Linked DNA regions of Homo sapiens: all the other regions are linked to region 1. A link is a contact called in ENCODE Hi-C or POLR2A ChIA-PET data. All regions are on one chromosome and are shown on one strand. The core of a region is the stretch at or near the end of the contact, and the rest is flanking DNA. Distances in the headings are between cores, read along the strand shown. Region 1 overlaps GLI2 (GLI family zinc finger 2). Region 2 overlaps GLI2 (GLI family zinc finger 2). Region 3 overlaps GLI2 (GLI family zinc finger 2).

Region 1 (3,791 bases), core at 1,092-3,591:
CAGAGAAGCCACCTGGCCCGGGGGCCTTGGCCCAGCAAGCTGCTCTCATGCATAAAGAGGGCACTGAACCAGGGGGTGACACACTGGTCATCGATGGTGGAGGAACCAGGAGGACCCAAGGTTCACGGAAGCTTTAGAAGTCCATGGGTGTTTAGACCTGCTCCTCAGGCTCTCTTCAATAATTTCATTTTCTAAACTTGCAGGAAAATATACAAAACATAAAATGTACCATTTCCATGCCTTTTAAGTGTACAATTCAGAGGCATTGAGTACATTCACGTTGTTCCGCAACCATCACGACCATCCATCTCCAGAGCTTTTTCATCTTCCCAAATTGAAATTCTGCACCCATTCAACATGAACTCCTCACTCCTTCCTCCCTCCGGCCCCTGGCAATCACAACTCTGCTTTCTGTCTCTACGATTCTGACGACTCTAGGGACCGCGTATAAGTGGAATAAAACAGTATATGTCCTTTTGTGACTGACTTATTTCACTTAGCATAACGTTCTCAAGGTTCATCTGTGCTGTGTCCGAATGTCCTTCCTTTTTAAGGCTGCATAACAGCCCTCTGTATCACGCACCACATTTTGTTTATTCATTCATCCATCAATGGACCCTTGGGTAGCTTCCACTTTTTGGCTATTGTGAATAAGGCTGCTATGAACATGGGTGTGCAAATATCTCTTCAGGACCCTACTTTCAACTTTTCTGAGTCTAAATCCAAAAGGAGAATTGCTGGATTGTAAGGTAATTCTGTTTCATTTTCCAAGGAACTCCCATACTGTCTTCCAAAGTGGCTGCACTATTTCACATTCCCACCAGCAGTGCACAAGGAGGCCAACTTCTCCACATCCTCACCAGCACCTGTTCTGTTTTCTGAGTGTTTTTCTTAATAGTAGCCATCCTATTCACACAGTATGGGTATGAATCCCCACTGACTCTTCATCACCCGCTCACAGGCAGAGGCACTACTTAGAGACGCCGGGCTCACCACTTAGCAAGAAGCATATCAGCAGACACTCGGGTTTGGCTGTGCCAACTCCGCTGTCCTGAAAGAAGACAGCCACGGGTCTGGGCAACATAGTCATATGTTTGTGTTTCTGGGCTGGCTCTGAGGGAAGCCTAGAGGTCCCTGAAGCACTCATCCGGTCACGGATTTAGTCAACAAACCACTGGCATGGGCAGTGCCAGGCCCTGTTCTAGGAGCTGGGGACACAGCAGTCCCTCATGGACCCATGGGAGTCACCACACAGTGAAAGCGAAATGGTGGGAGCCCCACTTGTCCCGGGAGCCGCCAGTGGTTATGCGTGGCTGGGGTGTGGGGAGATGTGGCAGGCTGGGAAGTCACTATGGAGAATGTGCCAGCATTTGAAGGGGAGACAGAGGAAGCGGGAGCCGGGCAGGTTGCCCAGGCGGATCTGAAACGGGCTCTGAGCTGTCACTGGGGACCGCAGGTACAGAGGGACTGAACTGCCTGCTTCTCAAATCATTCCCGAAAGGCCTGGGGTCAAGAGGCCATAGGCATTGGAATCCCATGGGCCTGGGTTCAAAGCCACTTCCCCAACCTGTGTGACGCAGAGTACATGCTCTCTGAAACTCAGGTCCCTAATCTGTAAAACGGCAATGCAGGGAATCCCATCTTTTGCCAAGATTAGACACGAAAGACCATACATGAGATAAAAATCTCCACCACTCCAAAGCACCTCTGCCCACCTCAAGCAAGGTCCCACACGGAGGGGACCCCACTTCCTCCAGAGTGCAGTCCAGCGGTCTCCTCTGTGTGGAGACGCACACTGCCTCCCAGATCGAACAGCAGCAGAGGGAGGGGGCTGGCTGGGTTCTGGGCCTGTGCATGAAAACTGTGTATATAAACATCAGAAGCTGAATAAAAACTCCAGCTCTGGAGCCTGCAGTACAGGAGGCACGAGTAAATGTAAACAGGACGGCAGACCCTCACGCCCAACCTGGCTCTGGCACATTCAGACTGGGACGAGGGCACTGCTTCAGCTGCATGCACTCAGCCCCTCTCTGTCTCAGCTTCTCCCCTCTCTCCCTCTCTCCTCCATGCTGAACTTGCTAAGTTGGGTGCATGCAGATGCATGCCAGCCACAGCTCCCTCCCACCCCACCCAGCCGGGTTGGAAGCCTCGCAGCTGTCTCTGGACAGAGCCTGGCCACGGCCCAACGCTCTGCTCTGTCATAACAAAGGCGGCCGTCACCAGGCAGCCTCCCATCGTGCCCAGCAGTAAGGGCCTGTGGTGTTCTCACCCAGCATCCTATCCCTCCCTGGGACACTGCTGGGCCACAGCTGGAGTGCAAAGCTCTGAGCAGCCAAGGCTTGTGCAAGGCCATCTGCGAACCAGCAGCCACAGGAAGGAGCGCTCCTGTGATCCCTGGCCAGATTATCCAAACATCTCCTGGCCTTGGGGCTTAGCCCTAGGGGCAGGGGTAAGACTTGTCAGAAGACACCCACAGGGATCTGATGTCTGCAGGAAGCACCAGGAGGGGGACATGGAGGGAGGGCTGTCATCAAGGCAGCTTTCCTGGAAGGAGCAGGCAAAGGACAGGCATCTGGGCAGAAGGAGCTTACAGCCAGGTGCACACTCACAGTCCGGTGCACGCTCACAGTCAGGTGCATGCTTACAGTCCAGCACACACTCACAGCCAGGTGCACACCCACAGCCAGGAGCACACTCACAGCCAGGAGCACACTCCTTACAGCTAGGCACACACTCACAGTCAGGTGCACACCCACAGCCAGGTCACACTCACAGCCAGATGCACACTCACAGCCAGGAGCACACTCCTTATAGCCAGGTGCACTCACAGCTAGGCGCACACAGTCCAGCACACACTCACAGCCAGGCGCATTCACAGCCAGTTGCACACTCCTCACAGCCAAGCACACACTCACAGCCAGGTGAGGTTGTTTTAATGTGAGGGCAGTGAGTGGCTGCACAGGTGGACAGGGCCAGGCCTTCCTTGGGCTTTATCATGTATTTGTAAAACCTGAGTGATAAATGGGCTCCTTAAACAGGAAATGCATTCTTTCAGATTCTAAGTACTTGCTTCAATTCTCCCAAAACTCCCAAATCATGGCAGTACCAATGGCTATAAGAAATATCATGGGGGCCAGGCACAATGGCTCACACCTGTAATCCCAGCACTTTGGGAAGGGGACCACTTGAGGTCAGGAGTTCGAGACCAGCCTGGGCAACAAGTTGAAACCCTGTCTCTATAAAAAATACAAAAATAAGCCAGGTGTGATGGCAGGCACCTGTAGTCCCAGCTACTTGGGAGGGTGAGGTGGGAGGATTGCTTGAGCCCGGGTGGTCGAGGCTACAGTGGGCCACGATTGTGTCACCGCACTCCAGCCTGAGCAACTGAGCGATAACCTGTCTCAAGACAAAACAACAACAACAACAACAAAGAAATGCCATGGGGACATCCTTTGTCAGGTGTGTCACTGACAAGGGAGTTCAGGTCCTCATGTCCCACTTGGTTGGAACATCAGGCTGTGGGACACCTTATCTCAAAGCAAGGCCCTCAGGACAGGCTTACATCCTCAAAGACCAGCTGTGTCATTTGGGGTAAATGACTTGCCCTCTCTGACCTCCTCAGAGTCAGTTTGACAGGTGCTGGTGTAGACCCAAAGGGGGCCCAAAGGGGCTTACAGCCAGAGATGGAGCAGGGGGCAGTGGCTAATGACAAGCACCTGGAGGGACACTCTGGAGCCGCCATTCTGCCATCTCTGAGCCCCAGCGCTCGTGAACGTAAGAGCCAAAGCTCA
Region 2 (4,259 bases), core at 403-2,902, 75 kb after region 1:
GCCAGGTGCGGTGGCTCACGCCTGTAATCCCAGCACTTTAGGAGGCCGAGGTGGGCGGATCACGAGGTCAGGAGATTGAGACTATCCTGGCTAACATGGTGAAAGCCCATCTCTACTAAAAATACAAAAAGTTAGCCGAGCATCGTGGCAGATGCCTGTGGTCCAGCTACTCGGGAGGTTGAGGCAGGAGAATAGCTTGAACCAGGGAGGCAGAGTTTGTAGTGAGCCAAGATCACGCCACTGCACTCCAGCCTGGGCAACAGACAGAGACTCCGTCTCAAAAAAAAAAAAAAAAAAATTAAAGATAGGTGAGAAATAAAGTGAATGAAGATGATCTACACACATATACATACATGTACACACGTGGATAGAATGCCAAGACATATTGCTAAATGACCACAAAGAAAGCAAACTGCCAAACACTGCAGTAGTATGATCCCACTGGTGTAAAAATAAATGATAATAATAAAACACTGGTCTATATCAATAGAGAAATGGAGACACAGGCATACTCACTATCAGCCGTTCTCTCTAGTGGGGGTCGTGCTCACTCAACACTATACATTTCTGCAGGTTTAACCTTTTGTATCTTTATTACTTTTGCATCAGAAAGAAACTGGCTTCATGGGCTGCCTTCCCCTGGGTAGTTACATTTTTAATCACTTGCCCAGAAATATGAATAAAGAGCCTTAAACATGATCTCACCTTTGATCAAGAATTCTACCTCTGGAAATGTATTCAAAGAATGTGGTCAGAGACATATCTGTGGGAAAACATGCACACTAATACAGTGTGAAGATTGCAAAACAATATGTGTGCTATGATCCCATGAGTCCAGAAGGTATTCATAAACATAAACAGAAAAAGGCCCAGAAGGAACTCACCAAGATGCTAGGGCATTACCCACAGAGAACACCAACGTGGGCCTGGAGTCCAGAATGCCTTCTTTTCCTCTTTTCAAGAATTTTCTCATAATTATTTTATAAAGGATCTGCTTTTATTTAAAAGAGAAAGTTATGCACACTAATAATCTCAGAGTATTTATATATAAGCGTGTTTGGAGAATAATTACTTATGATAAAGAAAAATTGGCTTTTATGTCCAAAATAGAGTAATCATTTTGTCAGGGCTACGACAAATGCTTATCAAAAAGTATTAAGTAAAAAGTACGAGATGCAAAACTGTAAACCATACAATCTAAAATCTGTAAAGTTTGGGGGGAAGGGGAGAACGGTGGAAAGGATAAATATTCACAGGAAAAAAAGACTAGAATTAAACAGGCCCAAAAGATAAAATAGAAAAAAAAATCTAGAAGAACAAATGTTATTTTAGTATTTGGGCCATCATGATCCCTAAGTTGGGGTAAAGATGGGAAAAGGCCAATTTTGGGCAAGGGATCCTTCCGGGGCCCTTTCCAGCTGTCCTGTCCTTCAGAATTCACATTGAGTAGCTACAGGGGGCTGGCCCTGTGGGAGCCACACAGTCAGTACCCTCAGGAGGCCACGTGTACCTTTTCCAACCGGCAACAGTCTCCACAGCTGGAGCAGAGTTGGGGGCCACCATCCTGGCTTCCGGAGGGATCTGGCTGGAAGGCCCGCTTTGGAGAGGCCTCTGCAGAGCAAGGTAGAGGCAGGCGGTACCGGGGCATCCCCCTGGGGCCCAGTGCAGCCTCCAGCAGCATGAAGGTGGAAAGGTAAAATGCTGTACCAGGCACATCTTAGAAGTGCTCCCTGGTAAACATCGGACCCCTTTCCTGGCCACAGAAAAGAGCACAGAAGTATCCAAGTTCTGGGAAGGGCAGGCTCTGCTCCCTGCCAGGATGTCTTTTGTTGTTAAGGCCCAGCAAGATGGGAACTATGGTGTAAACCAGCAGCGCGTGCTAAATGAGAATGAGGACTTTGCCTAACGAGAGCCCAAATGAGTCAGTAGAGTGGTAGCTGCCAAATATATCGTGCCCACACAGACTGCCTTTTTAATAATAACAACCAAGATGTACTGTGTGCTTACTATGCGCCAGGTAATTGTCTCATACTAACTCTTTTACCTCTAACCCTTTGAGATGGGTCTTAGAGTTATCCTCATTTTACAGATGAGAAAATGGCAGGCCAGAGCTGGATTTGCAGTCTATCTCCAGTGCCTGCTCTGAGCCCCTTGCTCCACAGAATCTTCCCTGATGCACCTGTCCCTTCCCAATGGCCATGCCACAGCTGGACAGTCCCCCTCGGGGGAGCACTGGCTCTGGGGCCAAACTGATGCCCTGCTGGCTTATGCGGAAGTGCAGCACCCAAACTTGCCCCCAAAAGGGGGTGGTGAGCTAGCCTGGGAAAGAACTAGCCTCAGCCCTCCCTCAGAGAGCTGGGGACTCAGAAGGAATGAGTGTACCTCCTCCTGGAGTGGGAGGGGCTGAGGCTCACGACAGGGACACGAGGGGCCACCCAGGCAGAGGATGTCTCTGCTGAGACAAAGCCTGCGCCCTGCCCTCCCCTCAGAGGATGAGGCAGAGGCTCATGTCCCTGTGGATATCCTGGCGGATGAGAAACAGACCCCAGGGAGGAGAGGGAGCTGTGACGTTGATGTTCTATCTTTGGGACTTAGAGCAACTCCAATAAAACCACAAAGTCTCAGTGGCATCTGTAAAATGCTAGTGATAATACTGACTGCATCAGGCTGTCACCACTGCATGACACATGTCCTATACCTAGTGGTGGGGGCTGATGCGGCACTTGGTCTCCAAGGCCCCCCTCTTGAGATGATGCAACAGCATTTAAAGACATGTGCACTTCCCGAGGGACTACTAAGGTCAGGGGCTGCTGCCTTATTCAAGTACATCAGTGAGATGACTGTCAATGAGTCTAAAAACTCCAAATACAACCCTCTGTAATCACGAACAGAACAATTATGATCCCAGGCTCTGACTGTCATAGCTTACAGAGTCCTAGAAAAGATCTGTCCTGAGAAATGAACAAGTGGAGACCCAGAGAGGCACAATGGCCTGCCGCCTGAGGTCTCATGTTAACTCACAGGCAAAGCCAGCCTGGAACTCTGCTTATCTCACCAACTTTCCAATTCCTCATCCACCAAAACATCCTGCCTCCCACCTAAGATCTCTCCAAAGGGCATAAGAGTATTGTACAAAGAGATTATGTGTGGGGTCCAAATGAACTATACCACATGCTTAGATTTTTTTTTTAAAATACAGCTCTACTATATTAAAACTAATCACTAATTAATAATTGTGCTTGCTTTCTCAAACCAAGGAGGTCAATCTGGAGACTACCTGGTTAACTTATATTTTTTAAGAGAGATGTCAAAGAAAATGGGAAAATGCCATTTTCTTCCCTTGAAACATTTCCCAAAATTCATTTATAAACAAACACGTGTTAAGCACAAATAAACAGACAATGGCAAGGCAGTATTAATGAGTGTTATAAGCAAGGGAAATCCCAGAGACAAGTGAGAGCCTAGGGCTGTGGTAGGAAATACTTTACAGAGGACATGACCCTTGGCTTCATGGATGGGGAGGAAGGGTACACCAAAGACCAACAGCAAAGGCCTTTAAAATCCTTGCAGTCAATGAATGTATGATGGATGGATGGGTGGAAGGATGGATGGATGGATGGATGGGTAGATGGATGGATGAATGGGTGGTTGGATAGTTGGATGATGATGGATTGAGGATGGATGGATGGATGGATGGATGGATGGATGGATGGAGAATGCAAGATCACTATAATCTTAATCTCAACCTATAATCTTGACTGGGGATCATAGTAGAGAGCATTCTGAGAACCACCACCCACCAGACAGAAAGATATAACTTTAGAAACTGAGCCCAAACCCAAGACGGGGAGAATGAGAAGGCAAAGCTGATGATCAATCTCATTGCTGCACATCAGGATCCCAAATGTTCCAGCCTCGGAAAGAACCTGGGCCTCTGCACATTTATGTCCCATGACCTGAAGCTAAACCATGGATAGGCAGAGGAGTCATCCGGGGGGACCACAAAGCCACCCCTTGGAGGCAACCCCACGCTGACTCTCCCACATACCAGAGGCCCCAGAAATGCCACACCCTGTCCAGCACTTGCCCTATGAGGTCCTCTGCCCAGATTGCCCTTCCTTCCCCAACCCCTCTGCTGGCAAAGTCCTCCTCCTGGAAGACCCAGTCTGGCCCTCTCTTTGAGGAAGCCTTCCAAACTGCTCAGGCAAACTGGTTAATTAAAAGAGCCACTGCTCAAGGCCTTCACTCTGGGGCTTTTC
Region 3 (3,902 bases), core at 860-3,359, 89 kb before region 1:
CCTGAATGCACACATGTGCCATCTCGGGGCCCTGGGCCAGGTCTGAGTTGTCAAACAAGAACAGATGCACCACTGGCTACATGGTCGTCAATGACTCCCCAGTCTCAACAGAGAGAAAGAAAGTGAGAGTGATTGCTACTTTCCATTCCACGCTTAATGTACAATTTGATCAGTTAAACCACTTAATCCTATATGAAACAGGAATGTGAAGACACCTTATGAAATGAAAAATGTTAACCTCATGGGTAAGGATGGCGATCAGCACCGTCATTCTGGTGATGAACCCCAGAAGGCCAGCGCCCTCCCAACACCAATGATGCTGGATGTCAGCTTGCTGTTTGCATGGCTAAGGTCGCTTCTGGCCATTTATTCTGGGCTTGTCACAAATCCCATGGAGCAAGACTCTGCTCTCTCCTATTCCTGTGGAGATCCCAGGCCCAATCCCCAGGGAAGTTGTACCTAAAGGCTTCCCAGAAGATACCAGAAACGACGACACCAGCTTCAAAGAAGAGGCTGGATGCTCCCTCCTTCAACCATCCAGGTCTGATCTAGGGATACGATGTAGTTCAGACACATTGTCCCACTAATATGGCCTTGACATACACAGGCTTTGGGCCCCATCAAGCCTGGCTCCACAGCTGTCTCTGGAATCCACGGCGGAGCTGCTCACCACCCAGGGCAGAGTTCTCCATCCACAGTTGGAAGTCACAACCACACACCCTGCTGCAGGTCAAGGCTTCCCCTACTCGCTCAATGTAAGAGGACGCTGCTCATGGGCTCTGGAGGCCACAGAGAACAAGAGGCATAATTCCTGCCCACAGGGAGTGCCCCGGGGCGCTGCTGTGTAAGCCACTGCCACAGCTGGAGAGCCTGACCCTGCGGGATTCAGCGAGGCCCACGCAGCACAAACTGCCCAAGTGGCCTCAAAGTCAGGAAAAGATTTCCATGAGGTCTGGAGCAGCCAGGAAGGCTCATTGGAAGAGGCCAGACCTGGCAGAGCCAGAAGGAAGGGGGAGGATGGCAGGCTCTTCAGGCTCAGGGCAGTGCGGACAGTGAGCCCAGGATGCCCAATTGTGCCCTGGCACTGAACCGAGTGAAGTGTAAGCCCCGGTGCAAAGCATGTGGCCTCTCCTATACATACAGGATGAGGAACATCTCTTGCTGGCGTCCTCGAGAGGAACACATGATGTAATACACATAGTAAGAGGTACATGATGAAGCACCCACTAAGCCCTGATATCGGGGTTTCTCAGGCTGTTGCTGGGCCCTGTTGCCAGAGCTCCTGCCTCAGTGAGCCTGGGCATGTCTAACAGGTTCCCAGTGATGCAGATGCTGCTGCTCCAGGGACCACCCCGGGAGGGAGACTCACAGGCCCTTTGGCATTTCCACACTTGCTGTGGCTCCATAGTTCCCAGTTGCACAGTAAGGAAGGGGAAATCATTTATCATGTCCATGCGCCTACTAGGCATTGTACTAACTGGAGAAACTCAACACAGAAGATCAGAGAGGCGGGAGTGGGGGAGACATTTGAATCCTGGTGACCATTTACCAGTGCTTCTGAGCAGCAGCTGCAAGGGGTCTGGGTGCCACTGGGAATGCAGGTTTGGAAGGCATCCAGGGGTCTGTGCTTTTCGATGGTACATGAATGAAAGTGCACACCAGGGCTGGGAGAGGCTGCCAGGGACTTTCTCCCCTTGCTAGGGAGCCTTGGTCTGTTCTGAGATCCTGACACTTTCAAAGGCCAGCCCTTCAGCCACGTGAGCCCAGGTGACCAGGTGTTCGTTCGCAAATGAGGACGAAGTCACTGGCCTAAGCATCAGAGGTAGGAAGCACCAAAAGAGCACGAATCATGGAAAACCTCCTTCCCCAGGGCCTTATGCAAATGGCACCATGATTTTCAATAATAAGCCACAGGACAGGAGAATTCCAGAGGCCCTCCTGATGCCCAGCCACCACCCCACAGGAAGCATTTAATAAGAATAATATCCTGAATGGCCACTCCACAACGTGCAACTAAAAAGTGCTTCTGTCTCACTTGGGGGAAAAACGTGGGGGGAGGAATTAAAATCAGACAGGAAATTCCAACACCACGAGCTGGCTGGTGTCCGGCTGGCTGAGGCCCAGGCCACTCACGCAATCAGGCCTGCCCTGCAGACACAGCCTAGCAGGACCCGTGGCCTCTGCTGGGTCCGCCCACGCACACTGCCCACCCCAGGCTGAGGTGTTACTTGACAAATTAGCTGCCGAAAGAGAGAGTGTGCTGGGCTGGGGCCAGCACAGCCACTCCACACCAGGCACAGAGTTCTGAGACTGGTCTCCTGGTGAGGGCAGGTAGGGATGCAGAGGGACCTGCACATTCCAGGGTGAGGAGTGTGCTCCAGCCAACGCCACGGGAGAGGCCAGCCCCGTGCCATTTGGGTCTGGCCGCTCGGGAGCCAGGCAGTCATGGGATCTGTTCCCTGCAACAGTGGCCTTGAAGTGACAGGAGACAGGCCACAAGAGGCGGCATAGTGTCCTGTTGGACAGAGCTGAGGCTGCCGCCAGTGCCACAGCCAAGTCTGGCTTGATTGCTGACTCACCGAACCTTCCTGTGCCTCGGTGTCCTTATCTGTAAAATGAGGATAGGGACAGGACCCATGTCAGAGGGAGACTGTGAAGTGGAGAAGAGCTAGTGCAGGGCCAGGCACGCAGTAGGGCCCCGAAGGGTGCCGGTGTGGCCATCCCTACAGACCCCTCTGCTGGGCTCCTGCCCCTTTAGCAAGGGGTGGGAGACTGGGGTGAGCTCCAGAGGGACACCTGGGAGATCCCCGCCATCACAAGGAATGGGAGGGGCTGCCTGTCTGTCTGGGTAGACATGTAGAGTCCCACATTAGAGAATTTTAGGGCTGGAAGAAACAATAGGGCTGGTCAAGCTTGCTTAAGGTTGAAAACTCTGTCTTGGTCACAGAAGGTTTCTAAAAAAGTAGTGTGCAGCCTCCCCACTGCAAAATGCAATAGATTTGAAGCCCAGAGGACCATGGCTCCCAGGGACCCTGGCACCTTGCAGAATCCAATGCAGAAAGCAGGAATCCAGCCCAGGAGCTGGAGGAGACGGTGCCCAGGCCCTAGTGCTCCTTCCACCTGTCACAGGCCAGGGCTAGGCCAGGTGGCCTGGGATGGATTCAGGCTTTCCCCTAAAATCTTGCTGCCCCTTGACATACTCATTTGACAGTATACACTGGCGACCCCGTCAGCTGGCAGGGACCTTGTCGGCTAGCTATTGCAATGCTGACTGGTCCCCGGCAAGAAGCCCACTTGTCGCAGGTGATTCTCCCTTTCAGGAGGATGACCATGCCATTCCTCTGTCTGGTCCCCACGGGTCGTGAAGGTGTCACTTGCCATTCTGTGTACTTAACTAGCATCCAGCCCCTTCCCTGCAGAGCCCAACAAGAGGTTTCTTGATCTGGCTTATAGGTCCTGCCTTGCGTCCTGCCGAGAGCATCAAGTCCCAGCTTTGCACTCTGCCATAGCTCTTGAGACGACAGTAAGGCCACCACATTTGGTCTCCACCAGGCCCTGGTGATGGTTTCCCAGGCTGAGCCAAGGCACCTCTTTATTCCAGGCTGCATTCTGAGGCAGGGCCTGCCACAGACAATCAATGACCTTTAAAACCGGGCAGCGGAATCAGCCACCTGGACAAGCAAACGAGCACTGGGGCTGGACTTACTGTCTTTCTGCAATCAACAGGGGAATGACAAAATGCTCTCCATTCTTTCATCCAAGCAGGTCCCGTAAGGGCCACTTTCTGGGAGCCTCTTGTCAGTCCCAATAATTATGTTACTCAAAGGGATCCTTTACAATTCTCTCTACCTTGGACTAGAATCTTCCCTAGGTGTCCACTCATCCAATGCAGCCCTGGCCAA

What was found. Hi-C counts contacts between places; a loop is a spot of excess contacts on that map. ChIA-PET counts read pairs that join two places held with the same protein, here RNA polymerase II (POLR2A). Pooled maps may share reads with other maps.
Region 2: a loop to region 1 is called in a map of ovary, with 2.1 times the contacts of the local background. The contact joins two enhancer-like sites. A Hi-C loop is called at or near these places in 1 of 168 maps with a recorded cell type or tissue (ovary), 1 of 37 single-sample maps with no recorded cell type and 1 of 50 pooled maps. POLR2A ChIA-PET finds 5 or more read pairs at or near these places in 4 of 52 experiments (AG04450, H1, OCI-LY7 and 1 more).
Region 3: a loop to region 1 is called in a map of heart right ventricle, with 3 times the contacts of the local background. The contact joins two enhancer-like sites. A Hi-C loop is called at or near these places in 4 of 168 maps with a recorded cell type or tissue (Right ventricle myocardium inferior, cardiac septum, heart right ventricle and 1 more) and 3 of 50 pooled maps. POLR2A ChIA-PET finds 5 or more read pairs at or near these places in 2 of 52 experiments (AG04450 and BJ).

The regions. Positions count from the first base shown.
Region 1 is chr2:120,824,466-120,828,256 of GRCh38, reverse strand. All of the region lies in intron 2 of GLI2 (GLI family zinc finger 2), which reads right to left. Among named protein-coding and RNA genes, the nearest start is that of GLI2, 90 kb to the right of the region's middle. RefSeq lists enhancers at 2,528-3,335, 3,336-3,791. Within about 2 kb of position 2,341, at least 3 of the 41 ENCODE cell types and tissues checked have a DNase peak (open chromatin) inside an H3K27ac peak, as active enhancers do.
Region 2 is chr2:120,748,309-120,752,567 of GRCh38, reverse strand. The region is part of intron 1 of GLI2 (GLI family zinc finger 2); the gene reads right to left. Among named protein-coding and RNA genes, the nearest start is that of GLI2, 15 kb to the right of the region's middle. Within about 2 kb of position 1,652, at least 4 of the 41 ENCODE cell types and tissues checked have a DNase peak (open chromatin) inside an H3K27ac peak, as active enhancers do.
Region 3 is chr2:120,913,525-120,917,426 of GRCh38, reverse strand. The region is part of intron 2 of GLI2 (GLI family zinc finger 2); the gene reads right to left. Among named protein-coding and RNA genes, the nearest start is that of GLI2, 180 kb to the right of the region's middle. RefSeq lists enhancers at 1,337-2,110, 2,111-2,884. Within about 2 kb of position 2,109, at least 16 of the 41 ENCODE cell types and tissues checked have a DNase peak (open chromatin) inside an H3K27ac peak, as active enhancers do.